Regions from separate parts of the Homo sapiens genome. Here all the other regions are linked to region 2. Evidence: chromatin loops called from intact Hi-C (ENCODE). Cell type or tissue: heart right ventricle. All regions are shown on one strand.

Evidence for each region. Hi-C counts contacts between places; a loop is a spot of excess contacts. Peaks named below come from ENCODE experiments on the same cell type or tissue, not always from the same donor. Only the 100,000 strongest peaks of a DNase experiment are listed, where the experiment ranks them.
Region 1: it touches region 2 in a loop (4-fold over the local background); 33 of 110 quality-filtered maps call a loop at or near these places.
Region 3: it touches region 2 in a loop (5-fold over the local background); 108 of 110 quality-filtered maps call a loop at or near these places.
Region 4: a loop joins it to region 2, with 3 times the contacts of the local background. A loop is called at or near these places in 42 of 110 quality-filtered maps.
Region 5: it touches region 2 in a loop (3-fold over the local background); 23 of 110 quality-filtered maps call a loop at or near these places.
Region 6: a loop joins it to region 2, with 2.2 times the contacts of the local background. A loop is called at or near these places in 41 of 110 quality-filtered maps.

Annotation. Positions count from the first base shown.
Region 1 is chr1:25,741,904-25,745,903 of GRCh38, forward strand. The region is part of intron 2 of MAN1C1 (mannosidase alpha class 1C member 1); the gene reads left to right. Among named protein-coding and RNA genes, the nearest start is that of SELENON, 56 kb to the right of the region's middle. In heart right ventricle, a CTCF peak has its summit at 2,394 (motif pointing left); DNase peaks (open chromatin) are centred at 1,421, 1,808 and 2,388; H3K4me3 peaks cover 526 bases; H3K27ac peaks cover 3,788 bases.
Region 2 is chr1:25,794,936-25,798,935 of GRCh38, forward strand. No RefSeq gene overlaps it. Among named protein-coding and RNA genes, the nearest start is that of SELENON, 3.3 kb to the right of the region's middle. In heart right ventricle, CTCF peaks have their summits at 2,068 (motif pointing left), 2,267 and 3,255 (motif pointing left); a DNase peak (open chromatin) is centred at 2,076; H3K27ac peaks cover 2,190 bases.
Region 3 is chr1:25,608,778-25,612,777 of GRCh38, forward strand. No RefSeq gene overlaps it. Among named protein-coding and RNA genes, the nearest start is that of MAN1C1, 6.0 kb to the right of the region's middle. In heart right ventricle, a CTCF peak has its summit at 8 (motif pointing right); a DNase peak (open chromatin) is centred at 4; H3K4me3 peaks cover 280 bases.
Region 4 is chr1:25,693,171-25,697,170 of GRCh38, forward strand. All of the region lies in intron 2 of MAN1C1 (mannosidase alpha class 1C member 1), which reads left to right. Among named protein-coding and RNA genes, the nearest start is that of MAN1C1, 78 kb to the left of the region's middle. RefSeq lists an enhancer at 2,540-3,039 and a silencer at 2,768-3,062. In heart right ventricle, a CTCF peak has its summit at 2,161 (motif pointing left); a DNase peak (open chromatin) is centred at 2,161; H3K27ac peaks cover 3,389 bases.
Region 5 is chr1:25,502,446-25,506,445 of GRCh38, forward strand. No RefSeq gene overlaps it. Among named protein-coding and RNA genes, the nearest start is that of LDLRAP1, 39 kb to the right of the region's middle. RefSeq lists enhancers at 617-1,184, 1,185-1,750. In heart right ventricle, a CTCF peak has its summit at 1,547 (motif pointing right); a DNase peak (open chromatin) is centred at 1,551.
Region 6 is chr1:25,698,493-25,702,492 of GRCh38, forward strand. All of the region lies in intron 2 of MAN1C1 (mannosidase alpha class 1C member 1), which reads left to right. Among named protein-coding and RNA genes, the nearest start is that of MAN1C1, 84 kb to the left of the region's middle. In heart right ventricle, a CTCF peak has its summit at 2,322; DNase peaks (open chromatin) are centred at 1,206 and 1,819; H3K27ac peaks cover 4,000 bases.

The DNA.
Region 1 (4,000 bases), 53 kb before region 2:
TGACCTTTGGGATGCTTGGAGACAAGGCTGGAAGGTTGGTGGGGAGGGGTATGAGAGAGGCAGTGGGGACCCTTGACCTCAAGGGGCTCACAGTCTAGTTAGGGAGGCAAAGCCCCACAGTGCAGGGAGGTAGTGGTGGGTGCCCAAGAAAGTGCTGTGGGCACTCTCAGGGCAAGAAGAGGTTAGCTAGTGGAACCAGTTCAGGCTGCCCCTGGGAGGTAGACCTTGAAGAACATGTTAGTGTTGAACATGCCAAGATGCACAGAGAAGATTTCTTGGCAGAGAAGACCACACTTGCCAAGGTATGGAAGCAGGAGCTTGCACCCCTTCCTACATGGGTACTGAGGAACCATTGGCAGTTCCTGAGCTTGGGGAGAGACCCAAGTTGGATCTGGCTTTAGAGTGAATAAGAGGTAAAGGGAAGGGGTCTTGGAGATAGGAGGACCCTTTTGGAGGCAACTACACAACCAGATCAGGTAGTGATGGCCTCGGCAGCAGATACAGATGGGACCTGTGGGGCGGTTTTCCTTTAAGTTGGGCCAAGGGTTTTTGCAAGCTGCAATCTCACGCTCACGTTGCCCTGCAGGGTGAGAGAGAGGGCCGGGAATGTAGTTGCACCCCAAGGCCTCACTGACCCAAGAAGATTTTTGTGGAGGGGCTGCCCAGTGCCAGTAGGGGCAAGGAGGGCCACATGTACTCACTATCATGCCAGCCCTTGTCCATCAACCTACCCCATTTAACCCTCCCAGGAGCCTTATGAGGCAGGTCCTAGTGTCACCGCCATTTTGCAGATGAGGGAAACGAGGCACAAAGAGGTAGAATGGCTTGCCCTATTGCACAGCTAGGGTATAAGAGGCCAGGATTTGAACATCTCCCTGACACCAAAGCCAGCCTCTTAGCTATGTGTGAGGTTGCCTTGCAAAGGCTTTATTCAGTAGCCAAAGGTCCGAACCCTCCCAAAGGAAAGGATCAAGAGGGTCTCCCTGACCTCGTTGCCCTTCCTCACTCCCTGGCCAGGCTGCTATTTCAAGGTGAACTAAGGGACCCCAGAACTGATGAACAATCGGTTCAATGAACTGATTTATCAAGCACTTAGTCTGTGCCAAGCATATAGGTTGTATTTATCAGATGTATCTAGGCCAGGTGTGTATGTGATGTATTTATCCTGGCTCAGGAACCTGCAGTGGCTCCCCAGTGCCCTGGTCCAGTGGTCTTAACCTCATTTTATAGATGAGAACTTTGATGCTTAGAGCAGATGTGTTGCTGGCTCATAGCGGCATTTGAACGCGGGGCTGCTGATTTCTGGGCCTGTATTATTTCTAAGACACCTCACTGCCTTCTGCACTAGCAGGAAGGGGTGAACCCCATGGCTTCAGAACTGGAACAGGAAAGTGGACCAACATGGAGCCCGCCCCAGCCACAGCCCTAGGGAAGCGTCCAAGCTGGCTCTTTGTGTATAAATCATGGTCTGTTTACTGAACAGGGAGTGTGTCTTTCCTCCTGGGGAGCTGCCCCAGGGTGGCTGCAGGTGCAAATAGGGTTGAATTCAGGATAGGGCCTTCTCTCCTGCCCAGCCTGACCGCTGAGTAGCCTCTGGACTGGAATGAAAGGCTTTCCAGTAAGTGCCTTGCTGGACTGCAGCTCAGCCATGTGCCAGGTGGGAATGGGGGTGGGAGACCAACCAAGAGAAGGATTCAGGAGCCTGAGAGCAGGGGCAGGAACTTGCCAACAAATCTCTTAGCAAGCTGCTTTCTCAGCTGGCCTCATAGAGCGTCCCCAGGGACGTCACGGGGCAGAGCTGGTCACGAGGAGTCCTGGCTGCCCTCCCAGCCTGATCTAGAGGAAGAAGGGCGCATGGGGTGAAAACACCAGGGAGCTCAAGGCAGGATTCAGAAATCAGACACTGCGGCTGCCTCTCCCCTGGCCTTGAAGGACATACGGCCTGGGCCTCTCTTGATCCGTAACTGATCAGAGTGGGTGGGGTGGGGTGAGCAATCAGATCTGCAACTGTTTTCACAGAGAATTGAGCGGCCCTGCAATGCCTGATGCGTGGAAAACACATTCCACTTGGCCTGGGGCTGGGCCAGTCCCCCCTTGGTCTAATCTTGAGTGTGTCCCATCCCCTCTCTGAGGTCTTCATCTATGACAATGAAGGGGTAGGGGCAGCAGGATCCCCCAGATTCTTCCAGGCCCTTCAAACGTCTGGTTTGAGGTCCTGTGATAGAACAGGAAGGGGCCTGAGCTACAGCCAGGAGCATGGACACCAGGCCTGTACCCTGTGTGCTGGGCACGATCTGCTTTGCTCAGTCTGCCTGGGCTCCTCAGTGCCTCCCTGCTTGAGCACCTCGAGAGGGTGAATACGGGCCAGGAACTCTGTTCAGCCCTGCCACCTACAGGGGAAGCAGCTGGGATGAACCGGCAAAGGATCAAGTCTGTTTGGCTTTGGGATGTGTTTTCCTACCACTTCTTAAGCATGGGAGGGGCTGACATTCTGGAAATTCACTTCAGCCCAAACAGGGAAGCCATCCCAGGACGCAGTGCTGGGTCCTTCCAGCCTTCTCCTCCCTCCTTGGCGAACTCCCTTCTGGTAATAGATTCTCCGACCTCCAGCCCATCCCAGGACACAGGGCTGGGTGCCTCCAGCCCTCTGCTCCCTCCTTGGCGGGCCCTCCCTTCTGGTAATAGATTCTTTGACCTCCAGCCTCATCTTCCTCCTAACTTCTCCCTCCCTCTCACCCTCACTTCCATTCTTTTTCCAGGCTGTATCCTTTTTCAGACCTTGCCCAGCCTAGAGAGGTGGTTAAGTGTGTGAATTTCAGAAGGATTCTCTGCCTTCAGTCAACACAAGTGAGCAGTTAGGAAGCACTCATTAAGGAGATTAGAGGCTAACTCTGAATTCAGGAGGTGCCGCAAAGCCCACGCTGCAGACTCAAGTGGGCTCAACAGGCTCCAGAGTTTCCACTGCGGAAGGTGGAGCCTGTGACTCTCAATGTTTTCAGCCTCTGCAGGGAGGACACTGAAGGAACAATTACTCCTCTTAGGGTTACACTCTGGTCCCTAAAGGAAACTACTGCTGCCTGCAATGACTCCATAGTTGTAAGGAGTTGATGGGAGGCGCCACCTCTTTCAGGAAGCCTTTCAGATAGTAGCAGGCATGTCCCTTTCTCCCTCCCCTCCACCTTCACAGTTTTCTGCACTGAGTGCAAAAGGCTCTGGTTGTGCCAGAGGGTGTCTTCCTCATTACTCTTCTGTCTGGTTCATGGGATGGAAAACTATCATTTTGCACTTATCTCAGCCTTTACTCCCAGGACAGGTGCCTGATGCCCAGTGGTAGGGGCCAGGCCTCGTAGCTGGTTCGTGCACTAGAATGAGAATGGCCGCAAATTTTTACTTTGTGTATTTGTTTGGTTTCTTTGCCCAAATTTTCTTTCCTTTTTTTTTTTTAATGGAAATAAGTTTCTGGTTATAAGAAAGTAACCCATGAGCTGAAGAAATCAAAAGGCACCTGTAATCCCGGCACTCAGAGGTAGTCAGTGGGTCATACCAGACTTAGTTCTGTACACTTACACTTTGATGTACAATAAGAATTATACTGTGTTTTTTTCTTATTTGCAATTTACTTAAAAAGAAAGAAAGAAAGAAAGAAAAAGATCCCGTGGATGTCTCCCCAGGTAAATAGGCACAGGTCGACCTCACCTGCGTGGATGACTGCATGGTATCCTATTTTATATTTGAGCCATAGTTCACCCTCTATTAGCTACAACTAATCTTGAAGAGACAGAGGATTGGCACGGTTGATTTTTGGGCCAGGTGCAGTGGCTCACGCCTGTAATTCCAGCACTTTGGGAGACCAAAGCAGGCAGATCACTTGAGGCCAGGCATTCGAGACCAGCCTTGGCCAACATGGTGAAACCCACTCTCTACTAAAAATACAAAAATTAGCTGAGTGTGGTAGCATGCATCTGTAATCCCAGCTACTTGGGAGGCTGAGGCACGAGAA
Region 2 (4,000 bases):
AGCCACCACGCCCAGCCAGCTCTCAGGCATCTTAACCTGGCAGACTGGACCAAGCCTTCTCCCCAGCCGGGGTCCCTCCAGGGTGCCTCATCTCAGGATGGTGCCACCAGCTACCCAAGCTCAACCCATGGCTGATGCTGGTCTTTCCTCTTGCCGTCCACTTCTGACCCATCCGCAAATCCTGTCTGTGGCTCTGCTACACTCATATATCTTGTCCACGCCTGCCCAATCCCTGCCATCTTATGTCTGGGCGACTGCATTAGCCTCCTGTCTCCCTCCTTCCTCTGTCCATCCCCTAACTCTATTCTCTACCCAGAAACCAGAAAGATCTTTAAACAAACATCAAAACCAAGAGGCTTTACTGGGATATCATTTACATGCCATAAAATCCACCCACTTCAAAGATGGACAATTCATGTTTTTTTAGTATATCACAGAATTGTGCAAGCATCATTATAATCTAATTTTAGAACATTTTATCACCCCAGAAGAAACTTTGTACCCATTAGCAGTTACTCCCCAGCCCCCTCCTCCCGGTCTCCCACTATAGCCCCAGGCAACTGCTAATTTAGTTTCTGTCTCTCTGGATCTGTGGATTCTGGACATTTCACTGAATGAATCACACAAGCCGTGGTCTTTGTGTTTGGCTTTTTCCACCCAGCTTAAAGTTGCTAAGGTTTATTATTGCCCACTAATACTTATCAAATGGATACACCGCATTGTTTATCCATTCATTGCTGGAAATTTGGGTTGTTTCTGCATCTGGGCTATGAGAAAGGTCTTTTAAAAAACAAGTCACCAGCCGAGTGCGGTGGCTCACTCCTGTAATCCCAGCACTTTGGGAGGCCGAGGTAGGCGGATCACTTGAGGTCAGGAGTTTGAGCCCAGCTTGGCCAATATGGTGAAACCCTGTCTCTACTAAAAATACAAAAAGTAGCCAGGCTCGGTGGCCGGCACCTGTAATCCCAGCTACTCTGGAGGCTGAGGCAGGAGAATTGCTTGAATCCGGGAGGCGGAGGTTTCAGTGAGCCTAGATCGCGCCACTACACTCCAGCCTGAGCGACAAGAGCAAGATTCCATCTCAAAAACAAACAAACTAACAAAAAACCAAGTCACACATTGTCACCACCCTGCTTAACACCTTATAATGGTTTCACATCATATCTAGAATGAAGTTTGACCAAGTGCCGTGACTCACACCTGTGGTCCCAGCTACTTGATAGTCTGGGGTGGAAGGATGCTTTGAGCCCAGGAGTTCAACGTTGCAGTGAACTGAGATCGTGCCACTGCACTGCAGCCTGGGGGACAGAGTGAGACCCTGTCTCAATAAATAAATTGAATGAAGTTTGTTGCCGAGGCCTGCAAGATTCCGACGTCCTGTCCCAGCCTCTGTCACCAAGCTTTTCTCTTCCCATAACTCACTCTGCCTTCTGTGTGTCTCCTGGACATACCAAGCTTGTTTCCACCCCAGGCCTTTGCACCGGCTCTCCCCTCTTCTCCGTGCCTGGGACGCTCCTTCCTCGATTCTTCTCATAGCTGGCTGCTTCTTCCCGTTCCAGGCGCAGTGTATGTGTCACCTCCCAGCTACGGTGCTGATGCCTGCCTGTGGCACTGTGCCACAGTGCCCTGTCTCACTCCTTCACACTTACCTTTCTCTGAAATTACCTTGTGTGTCTGTCATTTCCTTCCTCCGAGTAGAATATTCAGCCCCCACAGAGGAAGTGCCTTGCCCGTCTTCTATAATACTGTGTTCCCAGGGCTGAGAACAGTCCCTGGCACACAGCAGGTATTTAGTTTGCGGAGAGGCCCACGTGGTCCGGGCATGCTTAAGCAACTCCTGCAGTGGCACCTGTTTCCCCCAAGTGATCCTTTGTTCTCAAATGTTGGTCCTATTATTGGCTGCCAAGATGTTAGGGTTGGGTTTGGGGAAAATCACTTGCCTCTCTAGGGTCCCAGATGAAGAGAAGAAACACAAAAAACAAAGCCAAATGGCCCTCTTCCTGGCTCACTGTCGCCGGTGAAACTGGAATGGAAAATCCTAATTTGATTTGATTCCCTGGAGGGCAGCAGCGCCCCCTGCGGGAAGAAGGCCTTTCCTGGTGAGTTTACCCCAAAGAGACAGGAAGCAGAAGAGAGGATGCTACTAGGAGGCAGGCAGGGATGTGTGTGTGTGTGTGTGTGCGCGCGCGCGCGTGTGCGTGTGTGTGTGCGCGCGTGTGTGTGCGCGCGTGTGTGTGTGTGTGTAGGAGAGAGAAAGAGAGAGAGACACACACACATCAGGGGTGTGTGTGTGTGTAGGAGAGAGAGAGAGACACCAGGATTCGAGGCAGTGACCCTGCCCCTACTTAAATGTGGCTGCAGGCAGGTCAGGCTCCCTCCTCTTCTCATGGGTGGATGGAGTGGCCTGGAGTGCTTACACCAACACCCTCTGCGCAGGGAGGTGGGTGTGGGTGCCCCCAGGCAGAAGCTGGGACCCAGTAGGGAGTCTGAAGGGTGCTGCAGTGGCTGAATGTCCCTCTCTTCTGATGCCTCCACATTGTCTCAGTGGTAAAGTCCAGGCTTTTCACAAGCTGGCCAGCGTGCCAGCCCAACCTTCCTGCCTCCTCCTCCTCCCTCTTCACACTTCCCCCCCGGGTCCCTCTGCTCAAATCCACTGGACTATATTCTCGAGACGCTACGGATACTCCATCGAGTTTCACATCACTGGGCCTTCACCTCTGCTGTTCCCACCCTCTGGAATGATCTTCCTGGGTGCTATGCCTGGTGAGCTCCTGAAGTCAAGGTCTGGCCAGACCTCTGCTCTGGGAAGCCTCTTCTGAGCCCTCCTGATAGTCAGGGGGACCCTCCTCTGTGCACACCCCTCTCAGAGCACTTACCCCTCGAGAGGAGGGTTGCAGTATCCATTGACTCATCTGGAAGAGCAGAGACTGTTTTGTTTTCTGATGGACACCCAATCGCCAGGACACGGCATAGTAGCCCTTCAATACATGTGTTGGAAGGATGAATGAGCGAGTGCCCACTAACCTCCGAGACCCTCATGGACGTGGCCAGTGCGTCACTCACCTTGCTGTGGTTCCCATTGGCTGCCAGTTCCCAAGTGTCACCCTTGCCCACTGGGAGGCAATAGCAAGGTGCCAAAGAGATCCTGCAGGGCTGCCCCAGCCAGAACCACCCACTAGGCCCTATCTCTCACGGCCTTGCCCTGCCGGGGATCTTGGTTTGGGACAAGCCCTTCTGGGAAGGGCGCCCTCCAGTGGGAAACCAGCCCTGCTCCACTGCCAGTCCCAGAGCTGACACCTCCCAGAGCTGACATCTCCCAGAGCTGGGCCCAAGATTGATCCTTTTCACAGAGGCACACTGATCTGACCTGATTGTCATTAACCCACCCCCACTGTGCGCCTTCCCGAGCTTCTAGAATCATCCCCCAAGTCCCGCAAGCCCCAGAAACCCATTTCTTCAGCACTGGGCAGCAGAGACCAGTGGGGTATCTGTATCTTTAAGAAAAAGCAAGTGTAATAAATAAAAGTTATCTGGGAAAGAAAACTTCCTTTGTTTATTTTCCAGAAGCCTTAGCTCATCAATCTTCCCCTCCTAACCTGCTTTGTGCTCTACTAGTTTTGCTTCCAATAGAATAGAATTTGGTTTTCTAGTATCATGTATCGTACACAGGGTGTCCCCAAACAGTAGCAATAATGAGTTGAAAGTGGCACAGTTGGAAGCCTTCAGAAGCCAACGCCAGATGTCAGGCTCTCAGTGGGTCCCTCTAAGGACACTGGGGCCAGAGCACAGGGCAAGGGTTGGGTGGGCCCACAACTCTGGAAGGTCCCTGGGAGTCATTCATCTGACAGACACTGAGGAGTGCCCACGATGTGCCACGCCCTGTGTGGGCTCTGGGAAGGCCTCACCTGGTGCTGCCATGGCTGGCCACCAAAGAAGAACAGGATGGGCAGTGGAGGCAGGACCCCACCCCCAACTCAGTCGACCGGGTCATCCCGTGGGA
Region 3 (4,000 bases), 190 kb before region 2:
AAGGGGGCGGGGCAATCTCACCAAGTGCCCCAAAGGCAGCGATCTGGAACTATTTGGCGAACAGGGCAAAATGACTAGCTCCGTGCAGCTTTTTTATTTCTTTAAAATACATAGAATAGAATAATTTTTAAAACGTAGAACGGAATAAAATAAGAAATATAGTATGTTTAGAATTTTTAATTTAAAACTTTAAATATTAGGTTATGTTTAATTTTTTTTTATATCATGTGTGAGGTACAATAAATATTTGTGGAATGTTGACAGTTCTTTCTGAAAAGGGATCACAGCTATAATGAATATGACTTTTTGGCTTTATTACTAACAAAGTGCTTGCCCGGGGGTCATCTCATTTAAGGTATTATGGGCCTCTTTGCAGATGAAGAAACTGATCTAAGACAGATGAGTGACCTCCCCAGGTCACCCAATCAAGTGGCAGAAGTGGGACTTGGGAACAAGTAAGATAACCCATGAGACTTCTTCTTCAAACCCCAATATTTCTTCTCTTTCCTATATCAACCTCAAATCTTAAGCTTGCTATTCTTTACTTCGTTTAATAACACTAACATTTAACATACTGAGTACTATCATCACTGCTAAGGAAACTAATGCTCAGAGGAGGAGACTTGCCCAAGGTTACGTGTCCCTGAAGAGGCAAGACTTGGATTCGAATGTGGATTTATGAGAATCAAAGCTACAACCACAATGCCCTTCTGCCACTCTGGCTTATTGACCTGCTTCTAGAAAAAAACTTGAATGGCATAGGGGATAAGTTTTAAGGGGACTTCCCATGATTGTATGGTCCAGGTGGTGTTCACCCAGCAACACCTGCCTGATGCCTTCAGCCCTTCTTACCATCCTAACCCTAGAAGGGCAGATATTTTGACACCCTGCATAGAACCTGGAGCCTCAACTCATGGACATTTAAAAAACAGACACACACAAACAAAAACTCCTTGATATTAGCAAAGGTAACCAGGTGACGAAATTATGTCAGGGTTGCATTTTAAAGAGACTGTTTTATTTCTGGCTTTATGGTGCTTGATGTAAGCTTTTAGAAATGTATTTTTATGATAATCAAAGATATTTATTTTACATGCCCTTTAAAAAGTGCCAGGACTGTAAATAATAATAGCTAACATTTAGTTCCTACTATATGCCAGGCACACTGCTTAAACATTAAAATGGATTATTTCATTTTAGCCTCACAATGTCAGTGAGGTAAACATAACCCGGGACCATGGAAACAAGAAGAACCTTGATGCCTTCCTGTGCTTGTGGAAGCGGCATCAGCTGGGATTCTCAAGTACTGCTAGCCAGCGTCTGCTCTGCCTCCAGCTGCAAGTTACTTACAGGCTCTGATCCTTAAATTGCAACATTCCACCATTGGGCTGAATGATCTCGAAACTCCCGGAGAGGAGGGGCTTCTCTGAGCAGTGCTCAGCACAACAGGGCTTCCTAAACAGCCACTATTATCATCCAAACAGGGAACATGTCTTCTGAAATGAAAAGCGGTGTGTACAGTCTGACAAGTGAAAGTTCTCATAGGGCCATGGACAGAGTATTTGAGATTCTAGCATCTCTGGAAGCGTTGAGTTACAATATAGCAGTTTGGGTTGCTATCTTGCCTGCCACTAGGAAATGAGGCAGTGCTGATTCTTTTTGTCTTTTGTAACATTAGTTCATATTTATTGAGTGCTGCTGTGTGCCAGACACTATGCTATTTACAAAAATTAGCTCCTAAGTCCTCATATCCACCCTACTTCGTGGGTACTATGATCATCTTCATTTCACAGATGAGGAAACTCAGGCTTCAAAAAGTGGGCAATTTCCCAAGGTGTCACTGCTAGTAGGTGACTGAGTCCAGGCTTAGATCTGGCACTGTGGCTACAGGGTCCTCATTCTTACCACTCTGTGTTCCCTTCTCCAGCATACTAAGGACTTGGCTTTGGGAGTAGATCTGCTCACTCGAAGGAAGAGTAAACATTTGCCTCAAGCTCTTTACAGTCAGTGATCTTATCTAATCCTCACATCATCTTTCTGAGGTGAGTATCACTATTAATCCCTTTTGACAGATGGAGAAATTGAGGCTCAGAGAGGTCAGACAAGTTGCCCAAGATCAACCAGCCAAATGTGTGGTAAAACCAGGATTTCAGACCCGAACCTGTCTGACCTCAGCCTTGGCTCTGAGCCAGGGTTTCTTACCCTTTGCACCATTGATATTTGGGGCCCGATAATTCTTTGTTGTAGGGGACTGTGCTGTGCATTGCAGTATGTGCAGTAGCATCTCTGACCTCCACCCACTAGATGCCAGTAGCACTCTGCCCCCAGTTACAACAATCTAAATTATCTCCAGAAATCACCAAATATTCCCTAAGGGCAAAACTGCCCCCAGTGGACAACCCCTGCTCCCCTGCTCTAACCACTAAGCACCCAGTGCTAGGACCCATGGCAAAGCCCCAGCTGACTGCTGCTTCTGCTGCAGGACCGGGGTCTCGGGTAAGAAGAGTTAAAATAAAACCTTTACGCTGTCATTTTAAAAGCCTCATGCCAGGTGTTCCTGGCTCTATGACCCTGAAATTGACCACCACTGCACAGTGAGGTATTGACTGGGTCCCACAGCCTGCTGGGGTGAGCCCAGGATGGCTGGAGGGCCTTTTGTCTCTCAAGACTAACTTGGTGTGCTCTCGGGGGTGGAGCCCCTCCCACAGTCATCAGTGTCTCTTCTGCCCAGTGCCAAATTTGTCTGGTGGCTATTAAGGAAGCTGCCTGATGATTATCCGTTGGCTCAAGCTTGGCTTTATCTCTAGTCTTCGATTCTAAATGAGACTAATGACCATTTGAGATTCAGATTCTGCACCAACTGCCCAGCTGCCTCCTCAGTGAAGGAGCTGAAGGGGAATCCCTTACAGCCTGGTTCACTGCTCCCATCTCAGCAAATACCCCCACCAGGCAATAAGAGACCCTGGAGATACCTCCCTCTCCATCACTGCCCAAGTTCAAGCCATCACCTGATCCTGTCAATTTTGGCTTCTAAATATGGTTTGAATCCTGTGGTGCTATCCATCTCCCACTCCCCAAATAGTCTAGCACAGACTATTGCAATATCCTCTGAAAGGTACCCCCTTCATTCACCCCTGTCTTCCATTTTGTCTTCCACACTGTAGCTAGAGTAACCTTTAAAAGTGTTCATCTGAACCTACCCACCCACCTCCCCCTACACTTTCCCACTCCTACCCTAATTCATCCGGTGTCACTTCTTGTCTTTCTCCATCACTTTCTCTACTCCAGACCTACTGATTTCTATTCTCAAAAGCACCATGTTCCCTCCAACCCAGGCACTTTGCCTGTGCTGCCCCCTCAGCCTGGGCATTCTCACTCTCCTTCTGCTAGGTAACTGCACTCATCCTCAGGGGGAGCCTCCCCTGGCCCACCCAGTGAAGCCTGGGTCCAGGTCCACTGTTGCCTGCTCTTAGGGCAATGTTTCACTCTCCTTCCTCTCTCTGATCTTAGCTCATACTCCTTTGGAAGTTATTTGTTTAAACTCATCTTCCCCATGAGACTGTAGGCTTCATGATAGGAGAAATGTGTCTGTTTTTCCTCACCACTGTATCCCTAAAGCTTAGTGTATTGCCTTGGGTTGGGTATATACATCAGGCACCTTGTACCTGCTTGTTGAATGACTGAATGAACTTATATAATCCTCCCAATGAGCCTGTGATGATCTTGCCTGAGGCCAGTGCTCTTTCCTTGCTCTCACTACGTATAGAACCTGCTCTCACAGCATTACAAGACGGAGACAGTAGACTCTGACAGGCATAGAGGGCTCTGGATCCTGATTGTCTGGGCTCAAATCTCTCTTCTGCCACTTCCTAGCTGTGTGACTTTGGGTAAGTTCCTTAACATCTCTGTGCTTAATGGTACCCCTCACATGGGGTGTTGTAAGGATCAAATAAGTTAGTCTTTTTTTTTTTTTTTTTTTTTTAGACACAGCCTCACTGTA
Region 4 (4,000 bases), 100 kb before region 2:
ATTAAATCTTATTAAGAAAATAAAGGAAGAGAAAATATATTCACTGTCCATTAAGTGAAAGTGGATCATTATAAAGGTCTTCATCCTCATCATTTTCCTGCTGAGCAGGCTGAGGAGGAGGAAGTGGGGGTTGGTCTTCTGTCTCAGGAATGGCAGAGGCAGAAGAAAATCTGCGTTGGCTGGGTCCAGTGGTCCATGTCTGTAATCCCAGCACTTTAGGAGGCCAAGGTGGGCAGAGCCCCTGAGGTCAGGAGTTCGAAACCAGCCTGGCCAACATGGTGAAACCCGTCTCTACTAAAAATACAAAATAATTAGCTAGACGTGGTGCCGCCCACCTGTAGACCCAGCTACTTGGGAGGCTGAGGCAGGAGAATTGCTTGAACCTGGGAGGTGGAGATTACAGTAAGCCGAGATTGCCCCACTGCACTCCAGCTTGGGCGACAGAATGAGACTCCATCTCGGAAAAAAAGAGAAAATTTGCGATTAGGTGGACCCACGCATTACAAGTTCATGTTGATCAAGGCCAAATGTACTTGCAAAACATACCATTGGCTGTCAGTGTGATGGACAGAGAGGAGAATGGATTTGAGAACTAGACCAGCCTAAGTTTGAATCCTGTCTCTGCCACTTTGTAGTCTTGTCACTTTGGGCGAGTTTCTTAACTTCTCTGCACCTAATTTCCCCATCTGTACAATGGGGATAACAACTACTTCACTCAACAGCTGTAAGGATTAAAGAAAGTTGATGGGTGTAAAACACCTGGTGTATAGTACCTGCCCATATACATTCATAAAATGTAGGCTGCTGTGATTATTATGTTTGTAAAAAGTAATAATGAGAATAAGTATAGTCCAAGGAAAGAAACAGTGCCTGGTGCAGAGTAGGCTTTCAGTACATTTTGTAGAATAAATAAATTGCCTAGTGCAGTCTCTGAGTGCCCTATTTTCCCTCATGTCCTTCGGCCTGGGTTTGGCTGGGTAAGGGCTGGGTCTTGCTGTGTTCTCTATTCCTCTCATCCCCTGCAGCTGCCTTGACCTCTCGTCACAGAGTACACTCCGAATCAGCAGACAGACCCTGTAAAAAGTAGCAGTTCTGCTTAGTCAGCAGATCTGATGTTCAGGCCTCTTCTCTGTGCTTGTGTGGCCAAAAGTAACATCTCCCTGCTCTGAGCCAGCCCCAGGATGACCATGAGGAGCCCCAAATTGGATTCCGCCTCTGCCTCGCAAATCCCCAATAGAACTGCCAGCCAAATCCCCATTTTGAGGGATGATTTATGGCCTTGGGTGAGTTAAGAGGCAAAATGAACACAGCATGATTTTCAGATCACAGGCTGGGAATGTTCAGCCTTGGCAGAGAGAAAAATCATCTTTGCCTTGTAAACGGAGCAAATATGATGTTGAAGAGGGAATAAATCCAGGCCCCAAGATGTCATTTTTACAATTGCTTTTTGGCGTGTGACTTAGTAGTGCCTTCTGCAAACTGTTCATACTCTCCCCCTCCACACACACACACCAGCCTTGGTGGGTCTTTTTGTCGGGGTGAGAGTTACTCCACCAGTGTGGCTGCCTTGGGAACTGCAGATGTTGCCAGATAGATAGTTTGTGAAAACCAGCTGCTTCCCTAGTACGTGGATCTCCACGTATGTTTCTGGGAGGTAGCAGCTTTGACTTCAGAGATATGCCTGGGTTTAAATCCCATCCCTAGCACTTACCAGCTGAGTGAAATTGGGCAAGTCACAAACTTCTCTGAACCTCAGTCTACTCACCTGTGAAATGGGGGGTTAGCACATAGTAAGCCTTCACCAAACATTACATTTTTTTTCTTCCCTGCAGGTATACACACCCTTCCCGGTGTATACATTTGACTTATCTGGCTGAAAATACCATAACTACTTGATGAGTTTTGGTTTTTGGAGGTTTTTTTCTGGAGAAAAAAAATCCATAGCTCCTGGAAACTCAGTGTTGGGCTATGTTGCTCACTGATTCTGGCAGGCCGCGGTGCACATTCCTGACCCAGGCTTTGAGTTTGTTTTGAGAAAAAGCTGTCATCAGCTTTGTAAGTGGTGATGTTGCAATTCCTTGGATAGAATGGGTCAGGCTTAAGGGCAGCAAGCAAACCTTCCTGGTAGTCACATGCTTTGAGAGCCCTGAAAGCGCCATCCGGAGGCCAGAGGATATAAAAGTCGGAGGAAATGGCTTAGGAGCACTGGTCACTGATAGCCAGGCCCTTAGCCCAAGGAAGATAAGAGAACCTGCTGTTAGACAGATGCTACGGCCCCATGGTGGTCTCCTTGTGGCCTTGAGTGACATGTGCACAATTCCTCGGCCACCTTCTGATGATCAGAACATTCCTGGGGCCCAAGGGGTGATCATCAGAGCAAAGCACGCCTCGAAATTAGCTTGCTGCAGTGTCGTGCACTCACACCGCCGACCGACCACTCACCGCTCCACACTCTGCGCTTTCCTTCTTCAAAGAGTTTTTGCCAAGCAGTTTCTAATTAAGATGCATCTTGGCCATTTTCTTGTTCTTTAAAAGGCTTTCCACTAGCACAGAGCATAATTTATTTCTCTAGAAAATATAGTAGCAAGTTGTTGTCAAAAGAAAATTGGAGGTTAGGAGCCTTGGGTTCGTGTCCCCGCTCTGGCGCCAGCAGCCGAGTGAGCCGGCCTCCTCTGGGCCTCGTCTCTTCATCAGTACAAAGGGGTTTGCTTTGTCTCTGCCCAGGGTTCTGTGACTGCTGGTTGGTTACTAGGTTGATTTCTTTCTGTCTTTCTTTCTTTTTCATTTCGAAGGGGGTATTGGGCTGGTCTTCTTGGAATCTGAGATTTCAGCAACAAGTCTTGTTCCTGTCAGGAGAGGAGTGAGTCAGGGTGTCTATTCCCAGAGCAAGTTGCTGGGGATGTAGGAGATGATTCATATTGAAATTGACATTCTCTCCTGGTGGCAGCGTGTTCCGCCCACTTTGCGAAGACCTTTCCTTCCTTAGAAACAAGGCTGAGCCTACAGCAAGAGCCTCCTTTTCTTCTCACCGCATTGATGGCAGCACTTGCCAAGTTTCCCAGCAAACCCTGTGACAAATAGGTATGTGCATTCCCAGAATCTCAGACTACCAGGCCACTTGGATCCTTTGTAGCCTGTGGTCCAGTGTCTGAGGACCGGGAGGCAGGTCCTGAGAGGGCCGGGACTACCTGAGGTCAGACAGCCAGGATCGAACCCTGGTCTTCTAACTTGAGCCTCTATTTTTTTTTTGTTTTAAAATTACTTTTTAAAAATTGGGGTATAACTTATAACATGTCTACATTAAATTGCACAAATCTTAAGTGCACAGTCTAATGGATTTTACATATAGTTACCTCTGTGTAACTGCCATGCAGGTCAAGATTAAAAGCATTTCCATCACCCTAAAAGGTTCTCTCAGGTCCCTCCTAGTCTGTAGCTCCCCAAGGGTAGCTGCTGTTCTTTTTTTACTTTTCTTTTCCTTCTTTTTTTAAATATAGACAGGGTCTAGCTCTGTTGTCCAGACTGGAGTGCAGTGGTGTGACCATAGCTCACTGCAGCCTCTAACTCCTGGGCTCAAACAATCCTCCCACCTCAGCCTCTGGGTAGCTAGGACTACAAGCACGGGACACCACGCCTGGCTAATTTTTTAAATTTTTTGTAGAGATGAGGTCTTGCTATGTTACCCAGGCTGGTCTCAAACTCCTGGCCTCAAGGGGTCCTCCTGCCTCAGCCTCCCACAGTGTTGGGATTACAGGCGTGAGCCACCATGCCTGACTGAGTGGCCACTATTCTGACTTCTATCACCATAGATTAGTTTTGTCTGCTTTAAAATTCTGTATTATACTGCATGTACTCTTTTATGGCGTGCTTTTTTCCTTGTTATTGTATCATGAACACTAGTTTGTTTTTCCTGTTTTTCTTTCCGTTCTGTTCCTGGACATTTTTATTTTCAGGATTTGGTTGTATCATATCAGAAAGAAACCTGTACTCAATGGCAGTT
Region 5 (4,000 bases), 290 kb before region 2:
TGCCTGTAATCCCAGATACTCGGGAGGCTGAGGCAGGAGAATCGCTTGAAACCAGAAGGCAGGTTGCAGTGAGCCAAGATCACGCCACTGCACTCCAGCCTGGGCAACAAGAGGAAGACTCTGTCTCAAAAAAAAAAAAAAAGAGTTTAATGATGAGAGGCCATGCAGAAGATGAACTCTAAGCCTTACTCCTTTTTACTTATTTTGTTTATTACGTTTCCTCACCATTAGAATGTAAGCTCTATGAGGGCAAAGATTTTTGTTTATTTACTGCTGTAACCCAAAACCTAGAACAATGACTGCCACATAGTAGGTATTCAGTAAATACTTATTGAGTGATTAAGGTTTTAGATTAGACATGTAATCTGAAATACCGTGTCTTGACTGAATCAGAGCATCTCTGTAATAGTATTATTAGAATGACAAGTATAAACAGAATTGTTTCTAGAAGGAGAGGGATAAATTTGAAGTAACATATTTACTATGACATCTCCCATCTGCCTGTCTGAAACCTTGCTTTTTTGTCAGATTTTCTCTACAAACTCCTGCTTGATTTAGCCAGGTGCAAAAAGATGTCTTTACCAGCTAGATGTGCTGCGAACAATCACTTGTCTTGGAAGCCTCGCAGCAGGGGCCTGCTGGGGGCCTGTCCATGCTTCATCCCTCTGGAGCCTTAGACCAACTTCCACAAGAGCCAGTACTGCTGCGTTGTGAGTCAGTGTGGGGATTTTTTCTGTTGACAGTAATTGAATTATAAAGCATTTCCTCCTGGAAGGTATCTGGGTGATTGAATGTCTCAGAGAATTCCTTTCCATCTGACCAAGGGGGCCACACTTCTTTTCTCTCCTCCCTCCTTGAGCATATTTTAAGTGTTTCTGTTTGTTCCATCTCAACGTTTGCTTTTGGTTCCTGTCTTTGCTTGAGGTTCAAGTCTTATTTCCCCTCAGGATGGGCTTTCTAGGGTTCTGGGACCACTCTGTTGTGATACCCTGATTTTTCTCCTAAGAATCCCAGATTTAGCTTCACACACGTGGCAGGGCCTTTTAAACCCCGTCCGAAGGAGCCTGGACCGGTTGCTCTGAGAGAGGTCCATTCTGCCCGCTTCCCAGCTCTGCAGCCTTCGGGTTGAGAGGGAGGTGCAGGTGAGTGTGGGCAGGGACCTCCATGAGCCACGTTTGGCCTGGCACCAGCATATCCTGGATCCTGTTCTTCGCCGTTCCCTTCCCTGTCCTCCTCTGCACGGAGGACAGGGTTTTGCTCCTGGAGCCCTAGGCCGTGTTGGCACATTTCTCCAGTACCAGGCCCATACTTCCTTAGAACAATCATTCTCAAACTTGTTCACCAGAACAGCCTGAAGTCACCTGCGAAAACACAGATTACTGGGTCCCACCCCAGAGTTTCTCATTCATGAGGTCTGGGGGTGGGCCTGAAAAACTGCATTTCTAACACATTCCCAAGTGAGGCTGGGCCCCACCTTGAGAACCACTGGCTTGAGCGTGAGGGCTGACACAGCCCTGCCCAAAGCCACCCCCCAGCTGCCACCAGAGGGCACATGCAACCTGAGCCAGAGGTCTTGTTTCACCTCCAGCTGCCAGCTCCCCGCCTGCCACCCAGCAGAGGTTCTTTCCAAAAGATTTCTTTCTAGTTGTAATTTTTGTTATTATGTATTAGGAAGAAATGCAGATCTAAAAAATAAGGTGGGTTCTCAGAGTCTGTCTCTGACAAATATTAAAGGTCAGATGGATCAGCCTTTTGAAAGTGTTGAATGTCCTGACTTTTAAGAAATGGAACAGGCTGGGTAGGGTGGCTCACGCCTGTAATCCCAGCACTCTGGGAGGCTGAGGTGGACCAATCGCTTGAGCTCAGGAGTTCAAGACCAGCCTGGGCAACATGGGGAAACCCATCTCTACTAAAAATACAAAAATTAGCTGGGTGTGGTAGTGTGCCTATAGTCGCACCTATCTGGGGGACTGAGGTGGGAGGATCATTTGAACCTGGGAGGTCAAGGCTGCAGTGAGCTGAGACCACACCACTGCATTCCAGACTGGGTGACAAAGTGAGACTCTGTCTCAAAAAAAAAAAAAAAAAAAAAAAAGGAAAAAAGCAATGGAACAAATGGTTCCCACTGGAGGCTTCCAGGGCTTCCATCACACTGAAGTGGGGACTTCCTTTCAGAACATCGTAGAATCTTTGTGTATTCAGAACCCAAAAGGCAGTTAAGATGATAGGTGATTTTCATTTTCTTCTTTATACTTTACTGTATATTCCAAATTATCTAAAATTCATATAACAAAAAAATGATTTTTAAAACACATTTTAAATGTGACTAAAAGCCAAAACAACAACTCCAAAATAATAAAAACCAACCCAAAGAGGAACTTGGAGTGAGCAGCGTGGGGTGAGGAGAAAGCCCCCAGCTGGCACTTGGCCCCTCAGTTGGTCCTGCTGAGGTATCTGCCTAGGCGTAGGGGTCTAGTGGGATCACAGTTGGCCGAGTGCTCAAGAAAGGGATTTAGGACCGAGGAATAGATGGTTACCTGTGAGGACTCGGCCTGTCATCTGTGTAAGTCATGTGTTGCAGAAGCCCTGAGATGCCAGAACTTGAGATTTTTCAACCAAAAACAAAAGGAATCTGGATAATGTGAAATCTCCCAATTTTTAAATGTTAGCTCAAATGTATTATCTGCAGATCAAACAAAATATGTCTGGAAGCTGCTAAATAGGAACCTAAGGCTGTAAAGTGCCTACGTTTTCCTGTTTCTGGCTTTGCTCCCAGTCCCTTGGCCTCTCCACGCACTGCAGAGTTCAGGAGAAGTGGGGCAGTGGGTCTCAACCCTGGCTGCTCATTAGAGTCACCTGGGGAGCTCTTAAAAATGCCCATGGCCAGGGCCCACCCTGAGAGCGCCTGATTTAACTGGGCTGGGGAGGAACCCGGGCTTTGTTTGTTTGAATTCCCCAGAGGTTTCTAATATGCAGTCAGGGTTGAGAAACTGGGAACTAGAGGGGAGTAAGAGGAAGCCTCCATCCTGCTGGGGCCTGGGACCTCAGAGGATGCATGCAGGTGTCTGGGGGCTGGGGCTGGGGCTAGGACTTCAAATGTTTTTAGCTGGCCAAGTGGAGATATGAGCAAAGTTGGTCTCTGCTGTCTTCCCACCTCCCCTGTGGAGACCCTCGTGTCTCTTCTTCTGGCCCCTGGGCTTCCTTCCAGGCCCTTGTCCTGGATTCCCCTTGTCAACCACATTTATCGCACTGTCTGCAAATATAAATTGTTAGCCCTCTCGTTTCCAAAAAGGAATTCTGCTAGCATCACCCCAATTTGTGGTTACTATGTGTCAGCTTATGAGGGTTTTTTAAATTATTATTATTGCAAGCCACAGAAGCTGACTGCGGCCAGTATAAGCCCAAAGAGGAACTGAATGAAAAGAGACGGGGCATGCACATATGGGGCTGTCGAGAGGGCTGAAGAGGCCATATGGGAAAGACAGGAGCCAGCCAGCATGGGCAGTTTGGAGGCAGGAGCTGCTCAGCAGGGCCCGTGGCTGAGTGAGTCCATGTCCCAGCTTCTCAAGTCAAAGTCGGGGGATGGTGGTAGATGTGTGCTACTGCTCCCAATTATCCACTCCATCCCTGCAGCGAGGTTGATCCATCCCACTCTACTCAGCGTCCAAGTTGGCCATATAACTTGCATTGGTCAATGGAATGTGAGTGGGCATCACGTGTGCCAGGTGTGGGCAGCCTGAAATGCACCTGAGTGCTTTACATCAGCCTCTTGCTCCTCTCTGCGGGAGAACAGCATCTCCCAGAGAGGGGCCACAGCTGGGTGAGAGGTGAGCCATGTCAAAGCCCGCCCTCAGACGTGGGAGCAAAAAATATGTGTTACTGGTCTTAAGTCACTGAGATTCGGGGGCTGTTTGTTACCAGAGCAAAAACTGATATAGACAAAGAGTCCAAACTTGAGTCATATGTCCTCCCCTTGGCTGAATCTTGGGCTGGAGAACAC
Region 6 (4,000 bases), 96 kb before region 2:
AGACAAGTAGCAGGGAGCAAGACAGACGCTCTGTGACCCTCCCCGGCCAGTGAGGAGACAGACGCATGAATCATACTTCCAGTGAAGACCGTCCGTGCGAGTGCTGTGAGGTACAGGCTTACACCAAGGGCTCCTCAACTCATTCTTGGAGGGGTGAGCTTCAAAAAAGCTTACTGGGGCCGGGTGCAGTGGTTCATGCCTGTAATCCCAGCACTTTGGGAGGTGGAGACAGGCAGATCACAAGGTCAGGAGTTTGAGACCAGCCTGGCCAGCATGGTAAAACCCCGTCTCTACTAAAAATACAAAATTAGCTGGGCATGGTGGCATGCATCTGTAACCCCAGCTACTTGGGAGGCTAGGCAGGAGAATTGCTTGAACCCTGGAGGCGGAAGTTGCAGTGAGTGGAGATCGCGCCACTGCACTCCAGCCTGGGAGACAGAGCAAGACTCTGTCTTGGAAAAAAAAAAAAAAAGCTTCTTGGGAAGGCTGACCTCCATACTGAGACTGGAAGCATGAATGAAGAAGCATGAAAGGCTGGGCGCAGTGCCTCACGCCTATAATCCCAGCACTTTGGGAGGCCAAGGCAGGCAGATCACCTGAGGTTAGGAGTTCGAGACCAGCCTGACCAACATGGAGAAACCCCATCTCTAATACAAAGTTAGTTGAGCTTGGTGGTACATGCCTGTAATCTCAGCTACTCAGGAGGCTGAGGCAGGAGAATCGCTTGAACCGGAGAGGTCGAGATTGCGGTGAGCTGAGATTGCGCCATTGCACTCCAGCCTGGGCAACAAGAGCGAAACTCCATCTTAAATTAAAAAAAAAAAAAAAAGAAGAAGAAGAAGAAGCATGAGAGAGGGATTATGGCACAGAAACACATGGGCAAAGTCCTAGATGGGAGATGTGGCAAGACCTCGGCCCCTTGGGGTCTAAAAGATGTTCAGTGTGGCTGTACTGGGTGGGGGCCATGGTAAGAGACCATCTGTGAGTGGTGCTGGCATATAAATGGGGTCATAAATGCAGCTCCTGGTATTTCCTCCCCACTCTAGGTCCCAAGAGCCAGGATACCTGCCTTCTAATTGCTTTTCAGCCGTCAGTCGACTCTGCCACCCAGATGAGGCCTGATCCCCATCACAGAGCGTGGGCGTCTGGCATATGGTCTCTTGAGTTACTTCTAGGTCCTAAAATAGCAGGTGATTGGGCCACTACTGGGTGTGTTTCATCCTGGCTGATGACAGCCTGGTGCAGCCAGGCAGACAGCAGGGTCAGCCCTGGAGACAGAGGTGCTTCATGGGTCACAGTGGCCCCATGCCGGCCCCACAGCCAGTGGAGACTGAGCCATGGCCACCTCTCTGGAAGGTGGGAGCCAGGGCTTCACTTCCCGCTGCCACTCGGGGCCTCTGAGGCAGGCAGATCTGTTTCCAAGCTCCACAGACAGCTGTTCTCCCAAGCATAAACGGTCAGCATGAGAACTATGCAGGGATCAATAGGAATTGTTGAAAAATTCTGAAAAGAGAGCCCGGAGGAAGACAAAGAGCCCCGGAAGTATGTTGTCAGCACAATTTGGTGCTAATACTCAAGTTTGTTTTTCTTTTCATCAAAGTCTGAAAGGCAGTTGGAAATCCACTGCCCTTGTTTTTTTGTTGTTGTTTTTGTTTTTAATGACTGGATAAAGCACAATTGCATTTTCTCCCCCAATAACTTTGAATTCTGGGAATAGACCATGTAGGGATAACTGCTGCTGTCTAATCCCTCCAATGGCTGCGCAAATATTTAGGACCCGGAGGAGAGGAGTCACCCTGGCTCCCTGCCTTCCTTCTAGCACGCAGGGCATGGCTCCCAGATAATGCTCCTCTTGAAATAGCACTTGCCCAGAAATGCATCTGGAGATTGTTTTGCAACAAGAAACTGACAGTGCTTGGGGACATGGAGAATTTATTTGAATAATTTCTTCAGTTTCTGCAAGTTTGTCCTGAGGACCTTCTCTCTACCAGGCTGGGAGCTGGGAGCAGAGTTGGGCAGAGGATGTGAAAATGAGCAGAACACAGTGGGCTCCTCGGAGAGAAGACACAGGCCATCCCCCTGTGCTACCAGACATGATGCCGGCCTAAGGAACACATCTATGAGAAAGCGGGCATTTAAGAAGAGAGGCTTGTCATACTCCTCGAACTCTTTAAGTGTCTTCATAAAGTTCCCCACAGTTCAGTGCCAGGGAATCACACAGATACTAGAATTTGAATGGAGGCTGGGAGGAGGTAGGCTGGGGTGGTAGATTTTGACAGACATCAGTAAATTTCTCTGTGACAGGTCGGGGGACAGGCCAGGCCAAGCGTAGGAGGCCCTGCTGGGCAGTGTTGGTGCTGCAGATGGGGTTGGGGTGGGAGGCGGGGAATGCAGGCTTGGAAGGAAGAGGCCTCTTGGGGCATTCGGCACCAGCCAGGCACCCCCCAGATGGCTGTCTGCACAGGGCTGACTTCGCCATTAGGCTTGGCGCCTAGGGCCCACAAAAATGTTTTCATTTTAATTTCTTTTAAAATCCGAGGAGAAAAAGCGAACATGATAATGAAGCCAGCCTGGATTATATCCATCTTTATGCCAATGCAGTTGTCAAGGATCATTTTAATATTCGTTTATGGAGGAAGGGGCGGCAAAGGCACCATTGCCGGGACCAGAGGAGTCATTGTGCAGCCCTGCCCTTGGTCCTTGGCTTCCTCCCCAGCCCAGGGGCCTGAAAGCCTGCACCTGCTCAGGCACCATGGGAAGGGTCCCTTTGCATTGTTGTCACAAAAGCTGGCAAATAAACCCACTGAGAACTCGAGTTCTAGTGCTGGGCAGGAAGGGCATAGCCATGGGTGCCCACCGGCTAGTGCAGACCCCTTCCTGTGAGTTTCATGTGTTGCTTACAGTAACTCTGAAGTGGGTGTCATTCTGATGAGGAAACTGAGGCTGAAAGGGAGGTGACTTGCTCAGGCCTGCACACCTGGCAAAGAGGTGTGCAGCAGGTCACAGCCAGGCTTGTCTGCCTCCAACGCCCACATTCCCTGTTTCCTCTGCCTCAGGGACTGGGAACTGCCCAACAGGCAGGACCTCCTATTCAACTTACCTTGTGCAGCAACACATGGTATTGGCCCAGGTGGCACTTTTTGGGGTATTTGGAGATGATAAACAGCAAAACAGGGTCTGTGTGTGTGCCATTGATTCAAAGGGCGTGCGATGTGCCTCTGTTGACCCTATTCATCTTCACCCTTGTGTCCCTCCTCCCTTGTTAGGCTTTAAAAATAAAGCCATGATTTGGAGCAGTGGCTCACGCCTGCAATCCCGGCACTTTGGGAGGCCCAGGCGGGTGGATCACTTGAGGTCAGGAGTTCAAGACCAGCCTGGCCAACATGGAGAAACCTTAACTCTGCTAAAAATACAAAAATCAGCCGGGCGTGGTGGTGCACACCTGTAATCCCAGCTACTTTGGAGGCTGAGGCAGGAGAATCGCTTGAACCTGAGAGGCAGAGGTTGCAGTGAGCCTAGATCTCACCGCGGCACTCCAGCCTGGGTGACAGAGCTAGATGCTGTCTCAAAAAATAAATAAGTAAATAAAAGTAAAGCCAAATTAGTTAGTTACATCCCCCAAACCAAGAAGGATAAAATCCCAAACACCCGAGAGGAGGCTAATGCATGACGATCGCCGGCCTAAGAGGATGTCCCCGTGGGGCTGCTTAGAAAGAACTTGAGCACCCAGATGGACCAGGGCAAGCCGCTTCTCATTCTTAGCCAGAGCTGACAGCAGGGCCCACATCGCCCCTGGCAGTGTGGCTTCATCCGAAGGGCCTTGAATTCCCAGGACATGAAACTCGCCCAGATCCAGATGTAAGTACAAAAGTGGGTCCCACAGTCAGTGGAGAGGCACGCTCCCTGGGCTCTCCCAGGCTCTGAGGGTCGGGGCTGCAGCTCTTCCTTCTCCTCCAAGGAGCAAAGCCAGGCAGCTCCTCAGGGCCCATCCCCCCAAAAC